3 separate regions of the Homo sapiens genome follow, and all the other regions are linked to region 1. Evidence: read pairs that join two places in POLR2A ChIA-PET (ENCODE). Cell type or tissue: Panc1. All regions are shown on one strand. Links, peaks and the distances in the headings refer to the core of each region. The heading gives the core; the rest is flanking DNA. Region 1 overlaps ADAMTS14 (ADAM metallopeptidase with thrombospondin type 1 motif 14). Region 2 overlaps TBATA (thymus, brain and testes associated). Region 3 has its middle 29 kb from the start of UNC5B.

The links. ChIA-PET counts read pairs that join two places held together with the same protein. Peaks named below come from ENCODE experiments on the same cell type or tissue, not always from the same donor. Only the 100,000 strongest peaks of a DNase experiment are listed, where the experiment ranks them.
Region 2: POLR2A ChIA-PET joins it to region 1 with 7 read pairs; 2 of 35 experiments call an interaction of 5 or more read pairs at or near these places.
Region 3: POLR2A ChIA-PET joins it to region 1 with 9 read pairs; 2 of 35 experiments call an interaction of 5 or more read pairs at or near these places.

What each region holds. Positions count from the first base shown.
Region 1 is chr10:70,711,658-70,721,501 of GRCh38, reverse strand. All of the region lies in intron 4 of ADAMTS14 (ADAM metallopeptidase with thrombospondin type 1 motif 14), which reads right to left. Among named protein-coding and RNA genes, the nearest start is that of ADAMTS14, 44 kb to the right of the region's middle. In Panc1, for the core only: no CTCF peak of the experiment used is centred there; a DNase peak (open chromatin) is centred at 5,471.
Region 2 is chr10:70,762,994-70,772,837 of GRCh38, reverse strand. TBATA (thymus, brain and testes associated) reads left to right here. Exons shown (of 11, transcript NM_001318241.2): 10 at 272-324; 11 at 1,377-1,600. The coding sequence ends at 1,462. Among named protein-coding and RNA genes, the nearest start is that of TBATA, 17 kb to the left of the region's middle. In Panc1, for the core only: no CTCF peak of the experiment used is centred there; no DNase peak of the experiment used is centred there; H3K27me3 peaks cover 224 bases.
Region 3 is chr10:71,178,706-71,188,549 of GRCh38, reverse strand. No RefSeq gene overlaps it. Among named protein-coding and RNA genes, the nearest start is that of UNC5B, 29 kb to the left of the region's middle. In Panc1, for the core only: no CTCF peak of the experiment used is centred there; no DNase peak of the experiment used is centred there; H3K27me3 peaks cover 746 bases.

The sequences.
Region 1 (9,844 bases), core at 2,791-7,790:
AGGCAGGAGAATGGCGTGAACCTGGGAGGCAGAGCTTGCAGTGAGCTGAGATCGCACCACTGCACTCCATCCTGGGCAATAGAGCAAGACTCCATCTCAAAACAAAAAGAAAAGAGAAAAAAAAAAAGAGTAACATATGATAAAGACCTAAGTCTAACTGAGGTTAAAAGCTGTCTTCTAGCTGGGTGTGGTGGCTCACGCCTGTAATCCCAGCACTTTGGGAGGCTGAGGCAGGAGGATCACAAGGTCAGGAGTTGGAGACCAGCCTTACCAACATGGTGAAACCCCGTCTCTACTAAAAATAGAAAAATTAGCCAGGCATGGTGACATGCACCTGTAATACCAGCTCCTCAGGAGGCTGAGGCAGGAGAATCACTTGAACCCGGGAGGTGGAGGTTGTGGTGAGCTGAGATCACACCACTGCACTCCAGCCTGGGTGACAGAGCAAGAGTCCATCTCAAAAAAAAAAAAAAAAAAAAAAAGAAAAAAGAGAAAAAGCTCTCTTCTAATAAGTCTACAGTAAAAATGCTAAGTGATGAACAGAGTTTCATTGGTAACACTTTTTCGTTCTTAAGGACATAAAATAATGGGGTATCTGACCATCAGTGTGGTCTTAGATTTGATGAAATATGGTACATATGTGAACTGGTCTGTGTGCACACATCTAATTTGGTATGGTACACATGGGTGCGTGTATCTACACAAACACACCTGTGTTACACATGCCGATGACTAAACATGCACAGGTATATGCTTGTGTGTGGGTACCCGTATTATATGTGTGCACGCATGTGCATGTGTGTGGGTACCTGTGTTGTATGTGTGTACACATGTGCATGTATGTGGATGTTTAACAGCAATATACTACTACCTGTGGTCTGAGCTCTCTGCCTTCCCCAGCCCTCTGGGGCTGACCCTCGCAGTAGCCAGAGCTGGGTCTGGTTTACCCTGGGTTGGGACACTAAGACCTCACCAAGATGCCATGCTCAGGTGTGCACACACAGACAAGTTCACATGTGTGCCATATTTCATCAAATCTAAGGCTCCATGATGGTCAGATACCCCATGATTTTATGCCACATACCACATTGGTAGGCCCTGCCTCCGAGGTCACTAGTGAGGTGTTTAAGGTCTTGGAGGATGAGGCTGCTCTCAGGGGAGTGGAAGGAAAGTGCTGAGTCTCCCGACTTCTTTCTCAGCTGCTGCAGGCTCAGCTGCTCCATCTTCCCTCTCTGCCAAGCTCATGATCATGCCCTATATTTTAAAGGGCTGGTGTGGGTTCCAAGTGAGCACTTTTAGCTGCCTTTTAATCAGCACACCTCTTAAAGGGTGACTGTCTCTGGAGCTCCTGGAGCCTACAGGCTGGTCTGGGTGGTGCTCCAGGGATCCAGCTGCTCAGCCCACCTCATGCCCAGGCTGCATGTGCAGAGTGGCACCAGGGTGCACAGGGATGGACCCACCCAGCCCAAAAGAGTCCCTCTCACAAGCCCACAATGCTCAGCATTTATCCCCCACAACCTATTTGTGAAACGCAGCAGCCTCGATGTCCCAGGCTGGCAGCTTGTGTGTAAACAGAGGCAGTGTGGAGGCCTGTGAAGGTCGAGCTCTGCCACGTCTCACCACTGCATGGTCTTACCTCTTGGAGCTCGACCCTGCTCATCTGTGGGTGTGGAGGAAACATAGCTTGCAGAGGCAGGAGAGTGGAGGGGAAAAACAGATGTCAAGGCTTTGAAACCAGGCCTGGCCCATAGCATGTGCTTGATCAATGGCATCTGTTAGTTTAAAACTTATTTCAGCCAGGCACAATGGCTCATGCCTATAATACCAGCACTTTGGGAGGCTGAGGCAGGAGGATTGTTTGAGCTCAGGAATTCAAGACCAGTCTGAGCAACGTAGTGAGACCTTGTCTATTTTTTAAAAAAAAAAATAAAAATTAGCTGGGCACAGTCAGCCATGCCTATAGTCCCAGCTACTTGGGAGGCTGAGGCAGGAGGATCACTTGAGCCCAGGAGGTCGAGGCTACAGTGAGCCATGATCGCACCACTGCACTCCAGCCTGGGTGACAAAGCAAGACCCTACCTCTAAAAAGTGTGTGTGTGTGTGTGTGTGTGTGTGTGTGTGTGTGTGTGTGTGTATTTGTGGAGTGAGATGCTGTCCACGAAAGCAAAAGTGTTGTGTGAACCATAAAACTCTCTTTGCAGGAGGGTGCTCACTACCACATATCTCTCACACCAAGATTCCCAGCACATCATTCTCTGCCCAGTGGGTTTGCTTTGAAAATTCCTGTGTGTGGCAATTGGAACTAATACCATAGGTCAGGGGGTCTCAGTGGACAATTTGATGTGGATGATCTCAGTTGGGGGAGCTGTTCTGTGCATTCTAAGATGTTTAGTGGAATCCCTGGCCTCTACCAACTAGATGCCGGTAGCACCCCATCCCCTCTAGCTGTGATAACCAAAAATATCTCCAGACATTACCAAATGTCCCTGGTTAAGAACTACTGCTTGGGTGGGTGCCATGGCTCATACCTGTAATCCCAGCACTCTGGGGGGCCAAGGCAGGAGGATTGCTTGAGGCCAGGAGTTCAAGACCAGCTTGGGTAATATAGTAAGACCCTGTCTCTACTAAAAATTAAAAAAAAAAGAAGAAGAAGAAGAAAATTAGGCAAGCATGGTGGTACTCACCTGTGGTGCTTAGGAGACTGAGTCAGGAGGATCCCTTGAGCCCAGAAGGTTGAGGCTGCAGTGAGCCATGATTGCACCACTGCGCTCCTGCCTGGGTGACAAAGCAAGACACTGTCTTTAAAAAAAAAAAAAGGCTGGGCACCCTGGCTCACACCTGTAATCCCAGCACTTTGGGAGGCTGAGGCGGGCAGGTCACTTGAGGTCAGGTGTTCGAGACAAGCCTGGCCAACACAGCGAATCCCCATCACTACTAAAAATACAAAAATTACCTGGGTGTGGTGGCACGCCTGTAACCCCAGCTACTCAGGAGTCTGAGGCAGGAGAATCACTTGAACCTGCGAGACGGAGGTTGCAGTGAGCCGAGATCGCACCACTGCACTCCAGCCTGGGCAACAGTGAAACTCCGTCTCAAAAAAATAAAATAACTTTTAAATAAAATAAATATAATAAATAAAATAAACTTTAAAAAGAACTACTGCTTTACAGTGAATGAGTTTTTTTACTTTTCACAAAAGCAGTTTTGGGGAAGAGACATAAAAGAAGAGAAAAAGACCAAAAAGAGAGGAAAGAAGAGGATTGTCTGCTTCGTGTCAAGGAGGATGAGCTCCTTAGAGTTTCATCTACCCAAAAGGAGAATGTCTGGCAAAGCCACACTCTCCGTCAGCAGGAAAGCAGTTTTTGTGGTGTTCCAAACCAGGCTTTATGATGGATGTGTAATGCATGTCAAGGGCAAACAAACAAAATGCCACCCTTCCAGGCTGAGGCCACCAAGGCCCTGATCTGACAGCCAACTGCGCCAAAACCTCCCAGGTCTAAAACAGGCACCAAGCTCTTCTATACAGGCCATCTGAGCAGGCCCCAGGCTCAGAAAGGGGCTCTGAGGCAGGTCAGAGCTGGTAGGACCCTACAATTGGCAGAGGTGCTAGCCAGTGTTGTCCCGGCAACCACCCCAACATCTATGTATTGTCAGCCAGGTGGGGCAGGGTGGGGAGTGGAGGTGGACCAGGCACCTATCATCCAGACAGGCTGGCTGCCAAGAGGGTTTCTAGAGGAAACAGACTGGAAGCTTCTGGCTGCAACCTGGCTGGAAGGAAATGATGAAAGGGCCTCTCTGTCTCTCTTCTCACCCTCCCTGTGCTCCAGTTCCAGGCCCTAGGAGGTTCCCCAATATCCCCATGTCCAAAGAGGTCCTCGCCCCAGAGAACTGGTCCATCACCCCTGGGCCAGGAGAGGACCCTGGGAACCTGCAGATCCACCTTGGATGCCACCACGGGGAGCTGTTCTCATGCCTCTTCTTTACGCCACAGTCCATACTGCTGCCTTGCCAGCCATCCCGCCACACCTAGATGCCAGGGAGGTCTCTGCAGGCTTCTGTCACCTGTTGCCACACACTTGGGTCTCCTTCCTCAACCCTACCCCCACAACCTTGCTGTGCTGTCTGCCGCCCTGGCCCACATGCCCTCCCCTCTCCAAATTGCCCTCTCCCCCAGGGCAGGCTCAGCAATGAGCCCCTGTAGACAGCCCTCCTCTCTCCACAACCCCACAGGGACAGCACCCCCTCTAAGCTCCTTGGTACTGGTACCATTCTCAGTGGTTCCCTGATTATTCCATAGGACTAAGGCTTGTTTTTGCAGCCAGACCAAAACTTCCACGATGGGAGTCTGTCTGTGATACAAGGCACACAACACGTACTCACTAAATGCTGAAAACAACTACCCCTTTATGCTTCAAAGTGCTCAAATGGTTCTCTAGTCCTGAGATTTGAAGAAGTCTTAAGGAAGATGACCCAGTATAGATGTGCAAACAGGCACAGAAAAAGACAGCGCCCAGCAGCGTGTGCGACAAGGCTGAGCGGGGAGCCCGGTCGCATCATCTGAAGCTGCAGGAATATCCATAGCACCTCCCCAGGTCAATGCAAAAGACATATAGGAGGCAGGGCCACCCAGACTGTCCCTCCAGCTGCCCCTGACAGCAGTGCCCAGGGCCTTGTCAGATAACTTTGGGTGCTTCACTAATGGCTTCTGCCCCCTCCTCCCTGGGTTGAGAGCACAATGGGACCATCCATCCCAGGAACCAGATCTCCTCCCTCTGGTCCCGCCAGCCCAGACCTGGCCCCGGAAATCAGGATCAGAAATGGTCACAGCAGACAGGTGTTCCAAGGGGAATGCAAAGGCAAGCTGTTATTACTGGCCCCATGGAAATCCCCTAAGGCAATTCGAGCGTCAAGCATCCCAGCCAAATAAAAGCTTCCACACAATGGACAGGATGAGCTGCTGGTCCCCAGGGAGGCAGACTGTCGGTCCCCATCTGCTCTCCTTCCCTTGCTGGGAAGTTTGACTGTCCGTCCTCTGCACCTGTTCGGGGGAAGCCAGAACCCCACACCGCCCATGTACCCGCGATGGCAGCAGCAGGTCTGCAAGGTCATGGCTCCTTTAAGCCGCAGTCCATCTCAATGCTGTGAGCCTCTCTCCCCAAGAGGAACTGGGCTTCCCTCAGGGGAAGCTCTGCCTCAGCTGTGCCCCTCACCCATCGCAGGCCCTTTCTGTTCCCACATTCACAGGGCAACCCAGCAGTGAGCAGAAGACCTAGCCTCTAGCGGCCTTCCAGAACCTCTGGGAAGATCATTACTCTCCTCTCTCCTCACCCACTTTCTGGCAGATTGTGGGGAGAAGGAAGGTAGGACCAAGACTATCCAAACAGCAGTCACCAAGGCAGGCCCTCGGGGCCCAGTCTTCAGTGGAAACTGACAATGTTCCCCGGCCACAGCTTTGAGTCATGCATGAGTCAGAGGTCAAGGGTCAAAAGTCAGAATGTGTTAATTTGGCCAAGAAGGTTAGAATGGGTTACTGAGCCTGCCTTCCTCCAACAGTAAAGTCCTAGGGACGTCAGGGGAACACCAGAGAAGGATAAGTGGGCAGCTGGCCTCCACATCATGAACATCAAGGGCTCAGAGAGAACTTCCCACCCACTCCTGCCACCATCCACGTGGTCTCTTATAACTCCAGATTGGAGGGCTTCCTACCCCCTTCTGAATGCATCACGTTTCAGGCCAGGCCAGCCCTGGAATGCCAAGTTTCAAAAGTACACTTTGCCCAATAGAAAGAAACATCTCACTTATAGCCCATCAAAAGACCTCTTCTGGTTTCCAAGGGAAGCTCCCAAATTCTGCTTGGGGAACAAGCTCCCATCTACTCTCCCCACTACCTTCCAAACTTCGCTGCCTTCAGCTCTCCACCTCAGCAGTGGGTTTCATTGTTTTTCCCATAGCCCCAAAGAGTATCCCCTCCACCCTCACCCCCATCATTTGAGCTGACCCTCTTAGAGCCCTTATCAGGGGCTCAGACCAGGCCACTCAGTGGGTCTGGAAGGGGCCTCGCTGAGGGCACACAGTGCCCAGAAACCATGCATGTGGAGCCCCTCACCAAGCAGAGACTGTAGGAGCTGGCACAGGTCATGGCCCCTCCAGGACATACATGCATACAAGCACTCCCTCTCCTGGGGTCCTGTTCCCAGCCTGTGTGAGGGCCCATTTGGAACCCCAGCATTAGGATACAGATCAGTGTAAGCTGAAGACATCTGAAAGCCAACAGATGCAGAAAGAAGCCTTCTCAGCTTTCCTTAAAAGCAGCAGCATCTGGGAAAAGAGGTTGTCAGAAATCCCCTTAAGGGAATTTCACGGTCATAAAGACAGAAATACCACTTGACCCTGCTTAAGTAAGCATTATCACAAACTTCATCTCCCGTTAGTTCTCCTAAAAACCCACTTGTCTTTCCTAAAGAAACCTTTCTCCCTTCCCCTTTCTCTCCCTATTAAGCTAAGAATATAAGCCCCCAGGTTTTGTTTCTTTTTTTTTTTTTTTTTTTTTTTTTTGAGACTGCAGTCTCCCTCTGTGGCCCAGGCTGGAGTGCAATGGCCCGATCTCGGCTCACTGCAACCTCCGCCTCCCAGGTTCAAGCAATTCTCCTGCCTCAGCCTCCCGAGCAGCTGGAACTACAGGCGCACCACCACACCCAGCTAATTTTTGTATTTTTAGTAAAGACGGGGTTTCGCCATATTGGTCAGGCTGGTCTCAAACTCCTGACCTTAGGTGATACACCTGCCTCAGCCTCCCAAAGTACTGGATTACATGCGTGAGCCACTGTACCTGGCCAAACCCCCAGTTTTCACCACCCCTTTGAGGTACTCATCATGGAGCACCCCTATATACAAGGAACTGGCAAATCAACTCTTTTCTCCTGCCAGTCCATCTCTTTCAGTTTAACTCACAAGCCCTCCAGTACTGAACATAAGAGGGTGGAGAAAAGTTTTTCTACCATAACAGCTGGGTCACCAGCCACGGACAGCACCAGCTGGCACCAGGCCTGGGGAAGAGGGTGAGCTCTGGAGTGGACACAGTGGTGCTCAGATCCCAGCCCCACGGCCTACCAGAGGGCAGACTAGCAAGTTACAGCCTGTCTCTGCACGCCAGTTTCTATGTAAGGACATTGAGGCTACTCAGACCTCTCACAGGGTTATGGGGAGACTTAAATAAATGAGGTCGAGTCTACAAAGAGTCTGGCTCCCAGTGGTTGCTCAAAAACAATACTAATAATTTCTACAATGATATTCTTTTTTTTTAATTCTAGAGACAGGGTCTTATTCTGTTGGCCAGGGTGGAGTGCAGCGGCACAATCATAGCTCACTGCAGCCTTGAACTCCTGGGCTCCAGCGATCCTCCCACCTCAACCTCCTGAGTAGCTGGGACTACAGGTGTGCACCACCTTGCTTGGCTAATTTTTTAAATTTTTTTGTAGAAATGGGGACTTGCTATGCCCAGGCTTGTCTTGAACTCCTGGCCTCAAGCAATCCTCCTGTCTTGGACTCCCAAAGTGCTAGGATTATAGGTGTGAGTCACGGCACCCAGCTTGCAATTATATCTTGTGCAGTGGTCTGCAGACACACAGCAGTATAAGCTCAGAGGGCAGGGACTGTGTTTTCTCTTCCTTTTGTGTCCCCCACTGTGGAAGCCATTCTTCCTGTCCGCATGCTTTGCTGCTTGCCTTCTGGGCACAGGTCCTGCTCCAACTCACCCCCATACACAGCGGCAAGCTGTGACCCAGCAGACCCAAACCAACCTTCTAGTCACAGCAATTAATACAGGGATAGCCTCATGTCCCACCCTAGCCAGTCTTCCCTAGGAGGGCAAGAAAGAGACCTTTGGCATTTGGGTCCTAAGTGTGAGGACCTGGGTTGTTCCTGTTTCCCATCATGGGAGAAAGCCCATCTGCTGCTGGGTTCCACTGACAAGCACAGGCCAGCAGAGTAGGGGACGGTGCCCTAATGGGCCTGAAGCCCTCATCCTGTGGCCCCTGGGGCTCCTGCCCCACTGGCTCTGTGGGCATGTCAGCAGCTCCCTGCCAATACACCCCTCTTTGGCTTCAGCTAGTGTGAGCTGGATCTGTCACCTGCAACCACAAGAACCCTGACCCCCACCCCACCCCACCCAATACCTCATCCCACAGAGGGCCCACAGAGGTAGCACAGCACCCAGCTCTGAACAAATGAATGGATGTTAGCCAAGGCTGGCAGTGAAGCCAGCTGGGGAGCAGGGCTCCAGCAAGCCTGATCCACCCTCCAGAACCTGCCGACACCTCAGTCCAACCAAGAGTTAAGAAGCCAAGCAACAGAATTCATGGAGGTCCCCCAGGGTACCTCTGAAAGAGTTTCTCTGAAAGATGAGAGAAAGAATGGAGCAGATCACCCAAGACAACTTTGTGGTCCCCCTCAGAAAACTCACCCCCGCCACTGCCCTGGGCACTCTCACTCTCCTAACCCCAGCCAGAATCCTGGAAGTGAGGAGCAGGTGGCAGAACAGAGTTGCAGAAGAGACAGAATCCCACCACACTGCTGTGTAGGGCTGTAACCCAGTCCAATCCAGGGCTGTAGCCTGGGAGATGCTGCCACTCCGCTAGTTCCGGGAATGAGGGCAGAGATTTTTAAGGAGGACAAGTCATCAGACTCCTCACACCTGGTCAGGCCTCAAACCAGAGAATAAAAACTTGTGCTTCAATGGAAGACAGGCACTGCCACCGCGTGTCTTTCCCCCTTATCGGAATCGGATGCAGAGAAAGTGCCCTTACAGCAGAGAGCACCATGGGTCACTAAGAGCAACGCAAAATTCCTGTCTGCACGCAGGCAGGTTCCATCTTCTCTGGCAGAGGCTAAACAGCCTTCCCTCCCACCCTACACAACATCAATTTTGTCTCCTTTTGCACATTCATTATAAAATTCCTAATCTATAATGTTTCTGTCCTTGGGTTCTCTTTTGAACGAGTTATAACATCTGCCTGGTTCCCTCATTAATGTGGAGTCAAATCTTTAACATATGTTCATTTTTATTTCTCTATGAGAGTCATGAGTTTACCTTTTCCTGAAAATTATCTTTTAACAAAGTGAAGGATTCTGGGGCTGCAATAGGGCTTGGCTTACAGTCCTGGGGTCTTCAGCCCCAGTTTTGGGCCGTGGGACCCAGGTTCCTACCACTCTTGGGCATCCTGAGGTCTCCCCTACCCCTTTCCCCTTTCCTGCCCTTCCTCTTGTCCCCCACCTGCTGGCTCCAGGGGCCAAACCTGGCTCTCAGCGTGGCCTCCTACTAATGGGATCGGTCCCCAGCTACGGCCTCAGGCTGGGCCTGTGATTTGCAGAGTCTGGGTGGGCGGTCAAGTGTTCCAGCATGGTGGGTGTGTTCAGATTCATAGGCGTCCTCTCCCTCCCCTCCCTCTCTCTTTCTCAAACAACTCCATGTGGTAGCCTTTGCCCTTTGTGTCCAAAACCACATGCTAGGCTCCTGGGATGGAAGAAGTGTCCACACACAGGGGCGGCCAGGGACAGACTTTCTAGCCCCCCACCCGCTCCCTGGGCTCCTGTCATTGGAGCTGATCTCTGCTCCTGCTCTTTTATTGATATTGACACTGCAGACAGAACTCTGCTGCTCTCTCCTGCTGCCATCTCAATGGGTGCCGGCCACCCGCTTCTCTCGTGGATACCATTCGCCTCCACGTTTACCAATCACCTCTCAGGTCTCAGACCCTGTGCTGTGTGTGCTGTTGGGGTTCCTAAAAAGAAAAAGCCCCTCCCCTCAGGGAACTCACTTTCCCAAACTCAGGCGAGGAACAACTTA
Region 2 (9,844 bases), core at 1,749-6,748, 52 kb before region 1:
ACAGGAGGGCCTTGCTTCCCAGTGGAACTAACTGCAGACGGCAGGGCCACAGTTGTCTGGGTCTGGCCTGGGGTGATACAGGAAGGCCACCTGGGTGCTAGTCATGGACAGATGTTTTCTGGCCCTCCAGGAGGGGTGACTCTTGCCTCTCCCTGGAGCAGACAGCTGACTGCACCTGCACCACCTTCCCCACCTCCCTGTCTCCCCTGCCACCCGTGGGGTCAGGTTTCCAGCATGACCTTCCCAGCCCCTTCTTTGTATTTGGTCACAGTCAATCCCCGAAGAAAACGAAGATATCACCTTTTACAAAAAGCGAAAAACCAGGTAAGATTCCAAGTAGTGGGTCATTTGGGGGACTCACCAAGGCCCACTCTGGCTGGATTTCTCAGGGGATTCCAGTCAACTTGGAGATGAGTCCCTGCCCAAGGATGCTGCTCATTTCATCTATTCATTCACTTATTCATATTCATTCTTTAACAAATATTTATCGAGCACCCACAATGTGCTGAACTCTGGGGATCAGTGAGGAAGAATTCAGACAAGTTCCTGCTGTCACGGAACTTACATCCCAGCAAGGAGGAATACAGACAACAAATTAAAACACCTGGGGAGGAGTGGAGACAGATACTGTAAGGAGAATAACAAGGCTCTGTGGTCAGTAGTGAGAAGGACTGGCAGGTGGGGAGAGGGCTCCTAGAGCTGAACGGCAGGAAAGATACAGCTCTACCCAAGTCTAGGAAGAGCCAACCAGCAAAGCTCCCACCTCTTGGTGTGCTGGTGGAAAAACAAGCAGACCATGGTGGCTGGGGCCTTCTGGGTGGGGGACAGTGGTAAGGGAGGCATGAGACAGGTGGGAGGAGCTGGCCTGCGGTAAAGGCCAGGTGTGTGCATGGGTGTAGAAGAGGGTTATGAGCAGGGTGTGCATGCCCCCTCTGGCTACTGTGTGCAGCACGGACTATGGGGGACAAGAATGGGTGAGGGAGACCAAGGAGAGGCTGCTGCAGTCATCCTGGTGCCTTAGACTAGAGTGGGGGGCAGGGGTGGCAGCAGGCTGGAGGGGAGAGAAAAGGAAACACATCCTCAATGTATATTATTCTCCCTGATTAGACCATCAAAGGTCCAGAGTGCCTGGCAGAGAGGCACAGAGTAGGCATCTCATTGATATTTGTTACTTGGATGTTGAAAGAAGAGAGGTTGGATTCCATTCGCTCCATTCCTCTCAGGTTGGATTCCCTCCTCGGTCACCAGCAGAGCTGAGAGCAGGAGCTGGGCTTGACTCAGACCTTCCCCTCAGCACTCACACATCCACCTGCAGCTCCCAGGTGGGGGCCCCACCTTCCCGGTCCTCTCCTGCCTGCTGTCTCTCCTCCCACTAGAGTACATTGGAGAAGCTCAAGTCCTCCAGATGCATTCAAGCCAGAACACAGAGAAGAAGACATCGAAGCCGAGGGCAGAGAGCTGAGGGGCCCTAACACTTGCACCTGCCTTGCTCAAGAGCAGCCCCAAGGGTTCAGGGGTGTTTCTGTCTCCACCACCTTCACAGCAGTACCTGATTCCCTACCGTGAAAACTCTTACTAAATAAAACCGTCTTCCCTGAGAGAGGACAGTTCTGCTTTCCTAGCAGTGGGAGGCCTGTGCTTGGTTGGGGTCACTGATGCCAAGAGAGAGATGGGCTGCACGGAACCATCCCTACTCCCCACTCCCATGGGAAAGCCCAAGTGCTACCTCCACGTGGGGCTTCCCTGGTCCTTTTATGTTCTAGAGAACTGAAGGGCAGATGGCAGTTGGGGCATCCTGAGAAAGGACTCTGCCCCTCCTGGAGCTGAGACACACAGGACTCTGGGTAGGGTAGAGCAGAGGTCGGGGAACGTGTAGGCCTCCTTAGAAGGATCACTGTTGCCAATTATTGAGTTTCTATTTTTGTGTGTGCTGGGCACAGAGGCAGCGACTTAGGTAAAAGCTGGTGATGAGCACAGTGTGAATTGTTCTATGTGCTTTATATGCAGTACATATCTACACACATGCAGGTGAAACAACTTGTCCAAAGTCCTACAGTTAACAAGTGGCAGAGCCTGGGTGTCTGGCTCCAGAATCCCTGCTCCTAAAACCTGCATTCTGGCCGGGCGCGGTGGCTCACGCCTGTAATCCCAGGACTTTGGGAGGCTGAGGTGGGCGGATCACCTGAGATCAGGAGTTCAACACAAGCCTGACCAACATGGCGAAACACCATCTCTACTAAAAATACAAAAATTAGCCAGGCATGGTAGTGGATGCTTGCAATCCCAGCTACTCAGGAGGCTGAGGCAGGAGAATCACTTCAACCTGAGGGGTAGAGGTTGCAGTGAGCCAAGATCATGCCAGTGCACTCTAGCTTGGGCAACAGAGCGAGACTCCGTCTCAGAATTCAAAACAAAACAAAACAAAACAAAACTGTATTATACTGCCTTACCCACCCTAGCCAAAAGCTGTGGTTACATTTCTGAAATCATAAGATCTAGAGAAGACTCTCTGGGAAGTCCAATGTCTTCCATGACATTTCTGCAAATTCCCTGGAAAATTGGGATGGGAGGAGGCATTGAGGATTTACAAGGTCATTGTCCCCTGTGGCTCTGAGCTGCTATTTTACTGGCTTAGTTAATGAAGTAAGTGGACTTAGTTCCATGGATTGCGGCTCCATTCTATGCTTGCAACACTACCCTACCTTACATTCATTCAGATAGATTCAGTCCCTCTGGATTTTCCCAAACACTCCATTCACACAAAACTTTTCTGTACAGCAGGCTTCAATCAAGATTAGTGATGGATAGGGATTTGCTGTTAAGTAAACAGCTTCACGTTCAACATTAAGCCACCTTGTTTTTAAAGGCCCTCGCCCCTCTTCCACTGGGGTTGTCTCCCCAGCAGCAGCGCATGTAAGAATGATGCGGCCATGTTCAGGAGAGTCTCTAGGCCCTGCTCCCCAAGGTGCTCCCTGTCCTCTTGGGTATCCGAGTGATTTCTCATGGGGGTCAGGATGCCATGGCCACTTCCTGGTCACTCCTAAATTTTCTCTGTCTCCAGGCCCTGGAAGTTCTCTTCTCCCTTTCCCCTGCTTCTCTCCCTGAAGCATGGAGACAGATTTTCCCTTTCATCTTTTCTCTGAAGGCTCTAGGTCCTTCCTGGGACTCAGTCTCCTTAGCCATGGAGGTAGCCCTTGTTCTTGGCTATCCAGGAATGTGAAACCTAGCACTGTCCAACCAAAGCCCCCCATCCCTTCACATAGTGAAGCAGCCTCATTGTCTAGGGTGATACCTAAGGTTTATTGTCTCACAGCCAAGGAAATCAAGGACACAGACACACAAAGAGTGAGGTTAAGAGTGGAAGTTTTAATAGGTGAAAGAAAGAGAAGAGCTCTCTGCTGCAGACAGTCGTCCCAGAGAAATGGGTTGCTGGTTCCATGGTGAAATGCAGGTGGTTTTATAGATGAGGTTGAGGAGGCGGTGTCTGACTTACATAGAGTGGGAAAGATTGGTTGGAGCAGGTGTGCCTTTGCATAGGGCACGAAAAACTGGTTAGGACTAGGTGTGCCATTTGCACAGGGTGAGAATTTCTGGCCACCCTCACCCTAATCTTTTATTATGCAGGCCTCTGCCTGGCCTGCGCCAGGTTGCCCATTCCTTTACTGTACACATGATAACAAAAAAAAGGGAAGATGGAGCCTCCATGTTGGACATGCCTGGCTCCCAGGTAGCCCTTTTCTATTGGCACAGCTGCCATCATTCCCCGTTACAAGCTTCCAGCTTGTTTATCTGTGCTTGCAGCTCGATTTTTCAGGCTACTCTTTGTTAGAAAAAAATAATTATTGGGCTGTTTTTTGTTAAAAGGGAAGCTCTGCTGGGGACTCTTTTACCCTCACTATCTGCCTAAATAATTTCTACCTCCTGTATCAACAGGACTGGTTAGGGGTAGGATAAGCATGTAACCCAAGCTGGGCCAATCACATTCTGTCCTTGGAAATGTTTTTTCGGGGGAAGGAAGGTTGGAGTATCAGAGAATTCCATCATTGTTCCATGGGGACAAAGCCCTGGATACAGTCACACCTGAGGCTCCTGATTCTTCCCCACCCTTCTCCATGTGTGAGGCAATAAAATTCCTTGCCCATCCAATAGTTGATTTTTATGTATATTTTTCTACATAAAATTTACCACCTTAACCATTTTAAAATACACAGTTCAGTGGCATTAAGTAGATTCACATCGCTGTGCCACCATCACTCCCATCTGTCCACAGAATTCTTTTCATCTTGCAAAGCTAACACTCTATGCCCATTAAACAATAACTCCCCATTCTCTCCTCTCCCAGTTCCTGGCAACACCATTTTATGCTCTGTCTCTATGGTATTGACTGCTCTAGGTACCTCACTTAAGTAGAATCATACAGTATTTGTCCTTCTGTGACTGGCTGATTTCACTTAGCATAATGTCCTCACTATTCAGCCATCCTGCAGTATATGTTAGAATTTCCCTCCTTTTTTTTTTTTTTTTTTTTTTTTTTTGACAGAGTTTCACTGTTGTTGCCCAGGCTGGAGTGCAATGCGTGATCTTGGCTCACTGCCACCTCTGTCTCCCAGGTTCAAGCAATTCTCCTGCCTGAGCCTCCCGAGTAGCTGGTATTACAGGCATGCGCCACCATGCCGGGCTAATTTTGTATTTTTAGTAGAGACAGGGTTTCACCATGTTAGTCAGGCTGATCTTGAACTCCTAACCTCAGGTGATCTGCCCACCTCAGCCTCCCAAAGTGCTGGGGTTACAGGCGTGAGCCACCATGCCCAGCCAATTTCCTTCCTTTTTTAGCCAAATGACAGTCTCTTGTATGAATATACCACCTAACGTTTATCCATTCATCCATCAATGGACACTTGGGTTGTTTCCACTTTTTGTCTATTGTGAATAATGCTGCTATGAGAATGAATGCACAAAAGCAGTTGATTTTTGTGTCACATGTGATGAAAAGGATCCACAATAATCTAAGGTCATATAGCTGGTAAGCAGAGGTTTCAGAATTGAAATCCAGATTCACCAAACTACAGGTCCTGGCTCTGAGTGACTGACAAGAGCCCTTGGTTTCTAAACTTGAGCCATTCCCACACCCCATCATGAATTTTGGTATACCTGGTTTTTTCTTTCTCTCTCTTTCTTTCTTTCTTTCTTTCTTTCTTTCTTTCTTTCTTTCTTTCTTTCTTTCTCTCTTTCTTTCTTTCTCTCTTTCTTTCTTTTTTGAGACATGTTCCACTCTGTGGCCCAGGTTGGAGTGCAGCTCACTGCAGTCTCAAACTCCTGGACTCAAGCAATTCTCCCACCTCAGCCTCCTCAGTAGCTGGGACTACAGGCACATGCCACCATGCCTGGCTAATTTTTGCATTTTTGTGTAGAGACAGGGTCTCCCTGTGTTGCCCAGGCTGGTCTTGAACTTCTGGGCTCAAGTGATCTGCCCACCTCCACCTCCCAAAGCGCTAGGATTACAGGTGTGAGCCACTACACCCAGCCTTGTTAGAAGTATCTACCACCTATACGCTTCCTTAATGTTTATTTAAATTTACCTTTCTCTTTTTGCTTAAATAAATGTATGTATTAATCCATTCTCACACTGCTATAAAGAACTACCCGAGACTGGGTAATTTATAAAGAAAAGAGGTTTCATTGACTCATGGTTCCAGAGGCTATACAGAAGGCATGGCTTAGGAAACTTACAATCATGGCAGAAGGGTGAAGGGGAAGCAAGCATGTCTTCACAGCATGGCAGGAAAGAGAGTGAAAGGGGAGATGCTACACAGTTTCAAACAACTGGATCATGAGAACTCACTATCATGAGAATAGCAAGGGGGAAATCTGCCTTCATGATCCAATCACTTCCCACCAGGTCCCTCCTCCAACATTGAGGAATACAATTCAACATGAGATTTGGGTGGGGACACAAATCCAAACCATATCATTCCACCCCTGGCCCCTCCCAAATCTCATGTCCTTTTCACATTTCAAAACACAGTCATGTCTTCCCAACAGTCCCTCAAAGCCTTAACTTATTCCAGCATTAACTCAAAAGTCCAAAGTCTCACCTGAGACTAAGCAAGTCCCTTCCACCTATGAGCCTGTAAAATCAAAAGCAAGTTAGTTACTTCCAAGATACAATGGAAGTACAGGCAGTGGGTAAATGCTTCCATTCCAAATGGGAGAAATTGGTCAAAACAAAGAGGCTACAGGCCCCCATGCAAGTCTGAAGCCCAGAAGGGCAGTCATTAAATCTTAGAGCTCCAAAATAATCTCCTTTGACTCCATGTCTCACATTTAGGCTACACTGAGACAAGAAGTGGGCTTCTAAGGCATTGGGCAGGTCCACCACTGTGGCTCTGCCAGTTACAGCACACTTGGCTGCTTTCACAGGCCGGCATTGAGTGCCTGCAGCTTTTCCAGGAGCGTGGTGCAAGCTGTTAGTGGATCTACCATTCTGGGGTCTGGAGGACGGCGCACTCTTCTCACAGCTCCACTAGGCAGTGCCCCAGTAAGGACTCTGTGTGGGGACTCCAACCCCACATTTCCCTTCTGCACTGCCCTAGTAGAGGTTATCCATGAGGGCTCTGCCCCTGCAGCAGACTTCTGCCTGGACATCCAGGCATTTCCATACATCCTCTTAAATCTAGGCAGAGACTCCCAAGCCTCAACTCTTGCCCTCCGTGCACCTGCAGGGCCAATACCACATGAAAGCCACCAAGGCTTCTTATGGCTTGCACCCACTGGAGCAGCAGCCTGAGACGTATTTGGGGACCTTAGTCATGGCTGGAGCTGGAGCGACTGGGACTCAGGGTGCCATGTCCTGAGGCTGAGCAAGACAGTGGGGCCCTTGGCCTAGCCCATGAAACCATTTTCCCTCCTAGGCCTCCAGGCCTGTGATGGGAGGGGCTGCCATGAAGACCTCTGAAACTCCCTCGACACATCTTCACCATTGTCTTGGCTATTAACATTTGGCTCCTCTACTTATGCAAATTTCTACAGCTGGCTTGAATTTTTCCCAAGAAAATGGGTCTTTCTGCCACATGGTCAGGCTACAAATGTTTTAAACTGCTATGCTCTGCTTTCCTTTTAAATGTAAGTTCCAATTTCAGACCATGTATTGGTGAACGCATATGAGTACATGCTGTTAGAAGTAGCTAGGACACCTCTGGAACACTGCTGCTTAGAAATTTCCTCCACCAGATACCCTAAATCATCTCTCTCAAATTCAAAGTTCCACAGATTTCTAGAGCAGGGGCACAATACTCCCTGTCTCTTTGCTAAAGCATAGCAAGAGTGACTTTTACTACAGTTCTCAATAAATTTCTCATCTCCAACTGAGACCTCCTCAGCCTGGAATTCACTGTCCATATCACTATCAGCATTTTGTTCACAACATTCAACAAATCTCTAGGAAGTTCCAAACATTCTCACCTCTTCCAGTCTTCTTCTGATCCCTTCAATCTGTTCCAGCCTCTTCCTGTTACCTACTTCCAAAGTCGCTTCCACATTTTCAGTTATCTTTATAGCAATGCCTCATTTCTCTGGTACCAATTTTCTGTATTAGTCCATTCTCACATTGCTACAAAGAACTACCTGAGACTGGGTAATTCATAAATAAAAGAGGTTTAGTTGGCTCATGGTTCCACAGGCTGTACAGGAAGTTTATGGTACTGGGGGATTTGGTTAAATAAATGGTCATCTAGCCATACCGTGGGGTACTGTGCAGTCATTAAAAATGAAGACGTGGCTGGGCACGGTGGCTCATGCCTATAATCCCAGCACTTTGGGAGGCTGAGGCAGGCAGATCACCTGAGGTTGGGAGTTCAAGACCAGCCTAACCAACATGGAGAAACCCCATCTTTACTAAAAATCCAAAATTAGCCAGGAGTGGCGGTGCATGCCTGTAATCCCAGCTACTCGGGAGGCTGAGGCAGGAGAATCACTTGAACCTGGGAGGCAGAGGTTGCAGTGAGCCGAGATCGCACCATTGCACTCCAGCCTGGGCAACAAGAACGAAACTCTGTCAAAAAAAAAAAAATACGTAGTTCAACGTAGCTCAGGATGGAAACGTGTTCTTATTGTATTGCTGTAGGTGGAGTAGGAGGGGGAGAAGATCCCAGATGACGTGTATGTGTATAGTATTAATAATACTCACCCAGCGTGCATGTGTGTGTGTACAGACACAAACAATCTTGCACATGCACACATCTGGAATGGATAACTAAATTATTAACAGTGGTTATTGCTAAGTAGAATTATAGATTTTTTTTCCTCAGGTTGTAAAATTTTTCAATAATGAGCATATATTTCTTGCATAATTTTTTAAAGGAGAAGATTTGTGGTGTAGGCCCCAGAGATTTCTAATCTGTGGCAGCTGGGTCCCTGGGACTGCCCCAGCTACATTTCCACCCCTTCTTGCTCTTTCCCTCCTCCCCCCAGACCCCTACCTTCCCCCAAGCCTTCAGTCTCCTGAAGCCAGGTAGGGAGCAGGGGCTCTTTGGAAGAGCCCACAGAGTTCCAGGTCAGATGGCCCAGGCTCTGTGCCTTCCCCTCTTCCCCTGCCTGCTGTGTCATTTCAGGTGGAAGGCCTGGAGTTTCACCAGGAGGGTAAATCAAAAAAGGGCCCAGAGGCCAGTCTATTGCCCAGGAACATGATGAGGCTCCAATTGCCCCTTTTCTCCTCTGGAGGAATGGGAAGGTAAGTCTCCTGCTGTCCCTAAACCCTTGCCATCCCCCCGATCCCTTCTCCACCAGGAGCTTTCAGGCCTTACTAGCCCAAATGAAGTCACAGGCTGGAACCTCAAGGAGGCCATCTGGACACAGAAGACAGCCATGGTGAGGACTTCCCAGGCTCTTTGAACAGGAGGCTAAGGGTGACTCTGTGCAGCACTGTCCCTACTGACCCCAAGGGCAAGGAGATGCTGGAACTTCAGGGGGCTTCCTCCAAAATGACAGGTGTGCTGGCCCCTGGCTATGGGTTGAGGAAGCTTGGCAGACCAGGGCAAAGGCTCTGGAAGCCAGTCGGGGCTGATAGGCTAGACTCTGGGCACCTGGCTGTCACTGCGGCAGGGCTCTGCCAAGCATGGGGCAGGTGTGGATAAAGCCTTGAAGTCAGAGTGGCCTGGAGAATCCCCTCCAGGGAAGAGACAGGCAATCTGGCACCCTGGCACCTGCACCCACCAGACTCCAAACAGGAAACCGTTTAGGGCAGGAAGAGGTGAGACCATTCCCATATGGCCTTTCCCACTGGGCTCCTACAGGAAGTGAGGGATGTTTCTGAGGCTGCGATGGAAAGAGGGCCCTTGGTGCTGTTCCTCTATCTTCACCCGTGAATCCTTTCATTTTCTCAGTTTCCACCAAAACAAGCAAAAATCCTGACCCATAAAAAGCCCTCAATTTGGAGAGTGGACATTTCCAGATGTTTGGGGAGATGGCAACAGAAATTTAATTGAACCTTAGACATATTAGACAACCTGCATCCTAAAAAGCCCCCAGCCAAAGACAGATGGAGAGGCTGCCCTCTCTGTGTTCCCACCCCCACGGGGGTAGGAGTCTCCAAACCATTTTCTCCTCGGCCTTAAGGGGAGGAGTGAGCTCTGCACAATGACAAGAAGCCCTTTTGCCAGCTTCACCTTTTCTAAGTGCCCAGCAGTGTAGATTCTTTTACTCCATGACACAAATTCTGCCACTGCTTAGAAGGCAAAAGTGGTTGCAGTCATTTTGCTTTCAGTGACAGTCTCTTTGTTCTGTGGTTGCTAAGATTCCTTTAGAGAGCCCCTCTTGTTGTTCTTTTTTGTTTTTGAGACAGGGTCAT
Region 3 (9,844 bases), core at 2,533-7,532, 470 kb before region 1:
GAAATAAAGCAGCATCCTTGTGTGGTCCCAGTCTGGGAAGATGAACTAATCCAGGGAAACCTGGTACCAAGAGAGGGAGGCCTTCCAGGAGGCAGAGGGAGTGCTAGGAATGGCTTATGACAGTCCCTTCTGTGGTACCAGCCTGGCCCTGGCCCAACTACCAGCCCAGCTGCTGTAGGCAGATAGAGCTGAGCTTGTGGGGTGGCTTGGACTGACCCCCAGTCCCTGAGGAACCAAAGGAGAAGCTGCCAGGCCTGGCAGAGAGGCCAGTGGGGAGTCCCACAGTCAATGCCCACAGCTACCACTCTGGACTTGGTCTAGGTGAAGAGAGCAGACCGCACCATGATGACATCCCTCCCACTCCCCCCACTCCATAGGAAGGGAGTAAATATCGGGTCAGCGGCCTTCTTTCTCCTCCTCCCCTCTGCTGGGAGGATGGCCCTGGGGTTGCCAAGGAATTGGAGAGGGGATAGGTTAGAAGCATCTAGGGACTTGGGAGGAGGAGAAATGCTATTAAAAATATAATTTGTTATGTGTGTTTTTTCTGATTACAAAAGCAATGCATATTCATTGCAGAAAATTTGGAAAATAGAGATAAGCACAAAAAGCAAATAAAATCCCCTCGTAATCTCCCCATTCAGGGCCAGCCACTCATATATCCAATGTGATGGTTAAGAACACAGGCTCAGGGCCTGAATACTGGCTCGAATCCCAGTTTTGCCACTAACTAGCTGTGTGACCTTGGACGAGTGCCTTAACCTCCTGTACTTCTGAAAATAGTAATAGCATCTCTCTCCTGGCATTGCTGTGCTGTAAGTGAAATGTCTGAAGTTCTTGGCTCAAGTGTGTTAGCCATGATTATGATAATGAACTCCCTCTCTACCTCCACCTGATGGCTGGCAGTTTTCTCAAACTTTTTTTGTTTTGTTTGATACAGAGTCACTCTGTCACCCAGGCTGGAGTACAGTGGTGCAATCTCGGTTCACTGCAAACTCCACCTCCCAGGTTCAAGGATTTCACTGCCTCAACCTCCAGAGTAGCTGAGATTACAAACACCTGCCACCATCCCCGGCTAATTTTTACTAGAGACGGGGTTTCACCAGGTTAGCCAGGCTGGTCTCAAAATCCTGACCTCAAGTGATCCGTCCGCCTCGGCCTCCCTAAGTGTTGGGATTACAGGCGTGAGCCACTGCACCTGGCCAGTGTTCTCAAACAGCCTAGCTATAACAGGATTCTTGGCGCCACCCATTATCCGCCCAAAATGTTTGCCCTTGAGCTTTCTCCTCTCTTGGAGAAAGGTACCCCCAGTGCCTGGATGTCCGGGCACTCGGGGTTGTCCTTGAGGCTTCTTTGGATGTCAGCCCACCCACCAGAAGTCTTCCAGGTCAGGAAGGAAGCGGAGAAGGAGAAAGAAGGAAGATGAGCCAGAGAGGGAGAGGAGAAGAGTGGGGAAGAGATGTTGGCACCCAGGAAAGGGCAAGTCGAGGAAAGAGCGAGCAGCAAGAGAGAAACACTCTCATATACCCTCCTTCCCAGGGGTGAGCACATGCAGACTCCTCCCCGCACCTCAGGCCCACCTGCCCAAGCCCACCATAGCTACCCTCACAGGCACAGTGCAGGATCTGGCCCCAGCCCACCTCCGCCCAGGCCAGAGCCTTGCCACTCTCTCTGTCCTGTCGATAATTTATTGCCTGCAGGGTACACTATCAATAATGCACAGACAATAATCAAGCTCTCTGCACAATCATGTTACTCCTAATGTATGCAGGGCTGGGTCCTGGCTCCAAGCCTGCTCACCGTTCCTTCCCCAGAAGGACCCCCAGTGGCTCAGGAGAAGAGCGAGGCTGGCCCAGGGGGAGAGTGTCAGGTGGGGTGGCCAGCTGTGTCCCATCTCACAGAACTGCCTCCTCCAAGCCGTGGGGAGAGGCCAGGTCGCATGGTCCCCCAAGAAGGGCCCATTTTTTTCCTGCCTCTTTGTTCTAATAGTCAAACTAGAAGGCAGGGGGTGCCCCAAAGCCCACCCAGTGGGTAGCTGCCAGTTTACTTAGTTCTAATCCCACCACCTCACTTGCTAACAGTTTCCTCATCTGTAACGGGACAGCTAACCTCCCTCCCCCGACTTCATGCTGGCTTGGAAAGCTGTGGCAGCACTTTGCAAGCCCCCACTGTCAGGACTGATGGCTAGGCATGGTGATTTTCACCATCTGGGCAGCACCTGGGCCAGACATTTTGGGGGCTGGATAGAAGCAGAGTGGGGACACAGAAACGCAGACTCTGCTCTCAGTGGACTTGCTGTAGGAGACAGGCAGGTAACTGTGAGGCTGTAGGGAGCGGTGGGGACTGTGGAGAAGTGGAGATGTAGCTCCTATATAAAATAGGTACTATTGGATAACAGCAGACAACAATACCACGTGGGTTCATGGGTCTAGTGTTGCCACATTTACTTACCTGTCAAGGAGAACTGAGAGTGTGGATGTTTATGAAAAACTCTCTTGATTTTTAAACATGGGTTGAAAATTTAAAATATTGATTTACTGGCAAAGCAAATCTACCAGTGGGCCATTCAGGCCCCAGGCCCCAGGCCCCAGGCTAAGCCTTCAAACTGGTTGTTTTCTCCTTTTCCAGGAAAAGAACAATCCTAGCAGCAGAGAGTGATGGAAGGAGCTTTGGGCTGGGAGTCAGGAAGCCTCAGCTGTGGGAGTTGTGTGGCTTCCTTCTGTGTCTTGTTTCCTCCTCTGTAAAATAGGAGTGCTGGACTAGACGGCTCATGAGCTCTTCCCAGCTTTAGGGCTAGTGTGGGAATGTATTGTTATTATTCCTAGTTCCAGACAGAGGCTGACGTCTAGGGGCTTGGCTTTCAGCAGGTGTCACAGGCTGGGCAGTTTGGGATGGTGGAAGGAAAGGCTTAGGGGTGCCCCTAAAGGGCAGGGCCACAAGCACAGGCTTCACTAGAGTCTGTAGGACACAGCCCACGGGGTCACTCTTTAATAGCGTCTCATCAGTGGACCACCTGGGTTCAGAGCCTCTTTGGTCTTTGGTAGTGAGGCCATCTGGGTAGGGTCTAAGCCAAGCTTTCCATGGCTAGACTTTGTCTATGGCAAATTGATGCTGCCAACACTAATGTCAGTGGTCGGACTGCCACCTGTTGAGCTTGTTATTTCACTATCATGTTGAAGCCTCACAACATCCCTGTGAGGTAGCATTATCCTTGCATAAGAGAGAAAACAAAAAAGTGAAAAAAAAAAAAAACTAAACTAAACTAAACCAGCTCACTAAGGCTCAGAGAGGTTAAGCAACTTGCCCAAGGTCACATAGACAACGAATGTGGAAGCCATAACTCAAATTTAAGTGTATGAAACTCCACATCTCAATCCCACACTACACTCCCCTGCTCCAAAGGGGGTATTATTATTTTGAGACAGAGTCTGGCTCTGTCGTCCAGGCTGGAATGCAGTGGCACAATCCCAGCTCACTGCAATTTCAGCCTCCCGGGTTCAAGTGATTCTCCTGCCTCAGCTTCCCAAGTAGCTGGGATTACAGGCATGTGCCGCCACACCCGGCTAATTTTTGTATTTTTAGTAGAGATGGGGTTTCACCATGTTGGCCAGGCTGGTCTCAAACTCCTGACCTCAGGTGATCCATCGTCCTTGGCCTCCCAAAGTGCTCGGACTGCAGGTGTGAGCCACTGTGCCTGGCACCAAAGTGGGTTTTAAAGGTTTCCTGGCATGTGGCTTTCATCAAATCTGGAGTGGTACTTGCTCCCATAGCTGCAGGGGAGAGGGAGCTGTGGAGTGAAACTTTCCCGCTGCTGTCTGCAGAGCTGGGATAAGCCACAGGGAACTTGGTGAGGTTCTCAGGTCACCCTTCCTGAGCTCCTCCTGACCACCCTGATGAAGGCTGAGCAGAACAAAGTACACGCATTATCTAGGGGGACTTTGAGGCCAGAGAGGAGCTCAGTCCTGCCGGTGGCAAAGCTGTGGACTGCTGGGGAAAAGCACAGCCCGGCATGGGGATCCTGGCTCTGCCCTTCTACAACTCCAGATCAGTGGCCCAGAGCCTCAGGTGCACCTCTTTTGCTGGGCTATGGGGCGAGTGCAGGCAGAGGCCATCGTGGAAGCACCTGGCTCCTCTTGAGCACTTGAGCATGTGTGTGACGAAAATAGGAGACACACTTCTTAATCACCACGCTGTTTCCCTGCTATCTTGGTTAGGGGACAGGGGCATTGCAGTTGCTACATTACCATGACCTGCACTATCTGATGCTACTGTAGATCGTTGTTGTGACTAAATTTAAAAAAGAAAAGCAGCCAAGTTGAGGCTGTGGTTCTAGACCCCCAGCAGAATTGAGGGTGTGGACATAGGGAAGTGGAGCATGGGAGGCTGGAGTGTGGGTCTGGGGCCTGACAGCCTTACCTGTACTCCTTGGCTCCATAGTTACCAGTGGGCCCATCCTTGGGGACAATAATTTCACCTAGGTAAAGCCAGTCCCTAAAGCTAGGGCTTAAAAGGTGGACTTGTCCCAAGCCAGGAACTAGAGGTGGGTGGGTAGGACGGGACCAGCAGCATGGGCTGCCCTGGGCTGAGAACCTGGGCGGAGTGGGGCAGTTCAGAGGCTCAGGGACTGAGGCTGAGATGGGGCTGGGAGCCAGGAATCACTTTGAAGGACACTTGTTATTTAAATTACTCCTTCATTTCTCATCACCCATCTTAGGCTCATCTCACCACTTTGCACCACCAATTTGATCAGAGCAATGTCTTCATGACCCTAGCAAGGGTCCAGTTCTTACCTAATTAGGGGGAACTGGTAAATTAGCACTGATGAGGCCCAGAGAGGTATCAGTATGTGTCCAGGTCACACAGCAAAATTGGGACTTGAATTCAGAAGAAGAAACTCCTCCTCATAACCCTCTACTCCACACCCCCCTACTCCGGTTCTCAGGTGATTCCCCTTAAAACGTGTGCAATTGCATCTTTCCAGATAGGCCTCATCTGGGAGGGGCCCCTGAGGGTCTGGCCTCCCCTCTCCACACCTGTGGCTGGGCCGCTCCTGAAATCATTATCTGGCTCTTTCCAATGTTTCATCTGTTTTCTATTTCACATCACCCCTGCTACCTCCTTCTCACATTTGAGCTTGGGATCATGAAAAACAGATGTGCTGACCCTACCTGTCCTTACGCTTTGCCCAGGTTTGGGACTTAACAGGAAGTGATCTTCTTCAAATGTTCTTCCAGTCACTTGATTCCTTGGTCCCTTAGCCCTGCCTGTCCAGCTGGGCTTATCAAAGGATACTAAGGAAAGAAAACAACAGTTACCTGAGGAATGTGAGCCTTTTCAAATTATTAGGCACAGCACTGGGCGCAGCGGCTCACGCAGCAGGTGGATCACTTGATGTCAGGTGTTCGAGACCAGCCTGACCAATATGGTGAAACCCCGTCTCTACTAAAAATACAAAAATTAGCTGGGCGTGGTGGTGTGCGCCTGTAGTCCCAGCTTCTCAGAAGGCTGAGACAGTAGAATTGCCTGAACCCAGGAGGCAGAGGTTGCAGTGAGCTGAGATCGCGCCACTGCACTCCAGCCTGGGCCACAGAGCGAGACTCAGTCTCAAAAAAACCAAATTATTAGGCCCAGAGAGGCACTAAAATGAGACAGCAACCATGCCCTACTTCCCCTGTTCATCTGTTGAAACTGCTTGCTGTTGCCCCAGGTAACTATGAATTAACCTAAAAATGCCTCACTGGACGCTACGTCCCACACTCTGTAGCTTAATGTATAGCCAGTCGCTAATCAAGTTATTTCTGTAAACTAACGAGAATTCCTGATAACTTTGTATCAGTCCGCTCCCTGTTCTCTTATTTTTTTGCCTTTAAAAACCTGCCTGTAAGGTGAACTGGAGCTCATAACCAAGCTTCCTTGGGTCTGAGTCTTCCAGGCAGCTGTCCTCACTTTGGCTCAAGTAAACTTTTTGAAATCACATTTTGTGCTTTAGCTTCTTCCTTTTACGTTGACCTTGCTTCTGAGTCCAGCTCTCACCTTTTCAAAGTGTGCTTCTGTACATTGTGTATTCCTGGGCAGGCAGGAATTTGGCCGCCGGGGCTGAGAGACGCTGACCTACTTGCCCAAGGCCACACAGAAATTGTCAATGGTTTTGAAGGGGCAGGACTCTGGGGCCCCCTTCCTTTCTTGCTGGTCCACCAATATACACCCCAAACCTGCATTTTCTAACAGAACGGGCTGCAAGGCCCAAGCGCTTTTCTTTTTGTCACATGGTGGAAGTAGAATCTAGGAGTAAGGGAAGAGGCAGGAGGAAGCAGAGGCTGCCATGGCTGGTACTCAGCTTTGAACATATCATATCCTTCCTTGGGGGCCTTCAATGGCTCCCTGTTAACCATGAAAAACAGCCTAGCACCTCAGTTTTGTAAGGAAGGTCCTTGGGGAAACTGGCTGAAGCCACCTTCCCACCTGCCTCTCACTCCTCGCCCGTCTCCAGCAGTCGCGTGGGGTGCTTTACCTTCCTTGGACCCCTGCCGGAGTTGCACTGCCTCTTCCGGGCTTTTGGAAGACTTTTTCCTCCCAATCTAGATCAATGGTTCTCCAGCCAACCAAGGGTTCTGCACAGAGAACCCCTTGATTCTGCTTCTATTGCCTTGGGCTGGAGCCTGGGCATCAGCATCTTGACCTGTGACACTTGGTAGCCGATAAACAGATAAATGATGAAAACAGACCCACCTCCCACAGGCTCACAGTCTACCTTAGATTGAGCCTCCCCGGGGTAGTAGAGAGTTTTAAAAGCTTGATTTTGCATCTCATTTAAATATTACCCCATATCGAAATATCTCATAGGCCACATACATATATATACCTGCTATGTACCCATGAACATGTTTTTTAAAAGTCAAAAAAATATATATCCCTCTGTCCCTGTGAAAGCTGGTGTGGGTGTTTTCCAGAGCTGGGGAGACCCCTTGCCCCACACCAGGTCTGGGGCTGGAAAGAACCCCAGGGGACCACAGGAGAGCCTCCCCAGGGCTCTCACCAGTGCACTCCCCACCCTGCATGGATCCTGATCACTGCTTCCCTGTCACGCCCCCACCAGGCTGCAAACTCTTCCAGAGCAAAGGGCTCCATCTTTTACCTCTACCTTTTAGCACCAAGCACAGTGCTTGACACTCAAATAGCACTCAATAATAAATGTTGCCCGAACTCATCAAAAATATGGTCCAGTCTCAGCACTCTGTCTGAGGCAAGACAAGATTCAAGGACGGCAAGTAACTGACAGTGTCCCCAAAGGTGTTGGTGGCAGAGCTGGGCCTAGACCCCAGCTCCTGGATTTCCAGGATGTGCTCCACACTCCCGCAACCTCTTCTGCCTTCCTTCTCCCACCTGCCTGGACCCTAATCCAGGAATCAGACAACCAGCACTGCCTTCCCATTCCCAAGAGACAGTAGGACTCCCTGAGTTTTGCTGAGGTCCTAGGGGACCCCAAAGCCCTTCAAAATCAATGCGGGCCACTCTCCTTAGCCAATCCCAAGGAATCAACCCTAAAGTACTAAAGCTATTCCCATGAGCCCAGCTCCGCCCATGCCTTCATTAAAGGGGCGGCACTGGCCCTTTCCACCTCCAGAGGCTCCAGAACAGTGGTTCTCAATGTGTGGGCTGCAAACTAGCAATAGTGGAACCACCTGGGAGCATGTTTGAAATGAAAATTCTCCAGGTCTAGCCCATACTTACTGATTCAGAAACTCTGGGGATGAGGCCCAGCAGTCTTGGTTTAACAAGCCCTCCAGGGTATTCTGATGCATGCCAAAGGTTTGAAACACCTGATCTAGAAGGAGGTGGAGGATCTGGGCCCTATAAAAACCTTCATGCAGCAAGCACCCTGGCTGGACAGATGGATGTAGGGGCTGCTTGCCCAAGATACATCCTCAGCTGTCTAAATTCTAGGCCAAAGCGGGTCTCCGATGAAGGGCTGATGTGGTCTGTGTCTGGGTGAAACCAGTTAGGTTCTTAGGCTGAGGCCCACTAGCAGGAACGAACTCACTTGGGAGGATGGCCATACCTGCTGCATCTGGAGGTGACCCCTGTCTCCAGGAGAACTGTGAGGTTCCACCATCACGCGTACTGCTGGCCAATGGGGATGAAGTTCTGACTGAAGGCTCTGTCCACCAGGCCTGGTGCTCTGGCAGGAGGAGCTGGGCCTTGGGCTGCTTCTCCAGGTGACACCCTCACTCTGGATGGGGTGAGGTCCACTGGCCTGGTGACTGCGATGCTCTTGACTTGGGCCTGGGATAAGGACTGCGTGGAAGCTCTGAGGACCAGCCTGCCCTCAGCGTGGGGTTATCTAGGGGCTAGGGCTTGGGGGAGGTGGCTACTTGCTGGTCTCCCACAGGTCCTGAGGGTTTGTGGGTCCTGGCAGCCTTCCCTAGAGGAGGAAATTGAAGCACCCCTGCTTGGGGAAGACGGGGTGGGTGTCGTGCTTAGCCAGGTAGGCCCTGGGGAGAAAGGATTGGGGATGAGACGTTTCTAGAGTGCAGCTTTGCACCCCCATTACTTGATGAAGGGTGAAATGGGAGGAAACGGGGTGCTGGTGCTTGGATAGCCTCTGGTCTGGGCTAGAAAGAAACCTGATGTTTGGCTGTGGAGTATGTGACAAAAAGGGAACTCCAGAGCCGAGCACGGCTGTCTTTGTTCAATCCTGGGCTCTGGGTCCTAGGCCTGTCTGGGTTCCTGAGCTGGGTGGATTTTGGATGGTTTGGAGGTTGGCTAGGAAAAGAGGCAAGGTCTTGGCCTTGCTCATAGCAATGAGGCCCCTATGCCCTGCCTCCAGCACCTGGGAGGGCTGCACCTGGCTGCTGCCCCCACAGCAGGGCTGGGTTCTGGAAAGGAGACCAGAGTCTTTAAGCAGCAGCTTGGCTGGCTGGGAAGCCAGTGGCCAGGTGCTGTGAAATCCTTTGGCAGCCACTGCAGCACCTGACCCCTTGGGATCAGAGTCTGGCTTGGGCTGGTGGCTCAGGAAGAAGCTAGCAGGCAAAAGCTCCAAGTGCCTGTGTGGACAACACGAGCTTGGTGCGCTCCTAACCTCTCACTTTCGCTTGAACTTGTCCTACTTGGGGATGTTGTCTACTGTCCCATGGTGCCTATGGGGAGAGGCTAGAGCCCAGTCCTTCAGGCCTCCCTGAATGCAGGAAGTCACAGGGGGATGAGCCCTCGGGGAGAACACCTAGGTGCTGGGGACAAGTAAATCATCCTTTATCACCCCATACAGTGACTTCCTGGGGCAGGGCCTCCTAAGACAAGGATGACTAGGATGGAGTCCTACTCAGCTCAAGGCCTCTAGTCTAGCAGGGGTGGAGGGAAAGAGGAGAGAACAGACACTGGCCCAGCGCTGAGGGGGAAAGAAGGCATACTGAGCCATGGGGAGGTGTGTAGTAGAAGAGGCGTGGGCTGCAGGTGGGAAGCAATGAGGATATTAATGTCTTGCTTGCATTGGAAAGAAGCTGGGCTGTGATGAAGACTGGACCCAGGGCTGAGGAGGCTGGTGGCTGTCTAGGGAGGGAGGAGGGGTGGGCCAGGTATGGAGAATGAGGGGCTGGAGTGGGGCTGGCACCAATTAAGTGGTAGCAGCTGGTTAAGTGGCTGTGGAGCAGCCTTTACGTGGGCTGCCCTGGCTCCCCACCCACATCCAACAGCTGAGCTTTGTGGGCCGGATAGCTCCGCCCAAACTACTGTCCCCCCGACTGCTGTAGCTGTTATGGGGGAGCTGGGGTGCTCCTGTCCTGTCCCAGGACACCTCCTCCATGAGAATCCTGTCCCCGTGATGGGTCATGTCTCTACTGTGCCCTGGGAT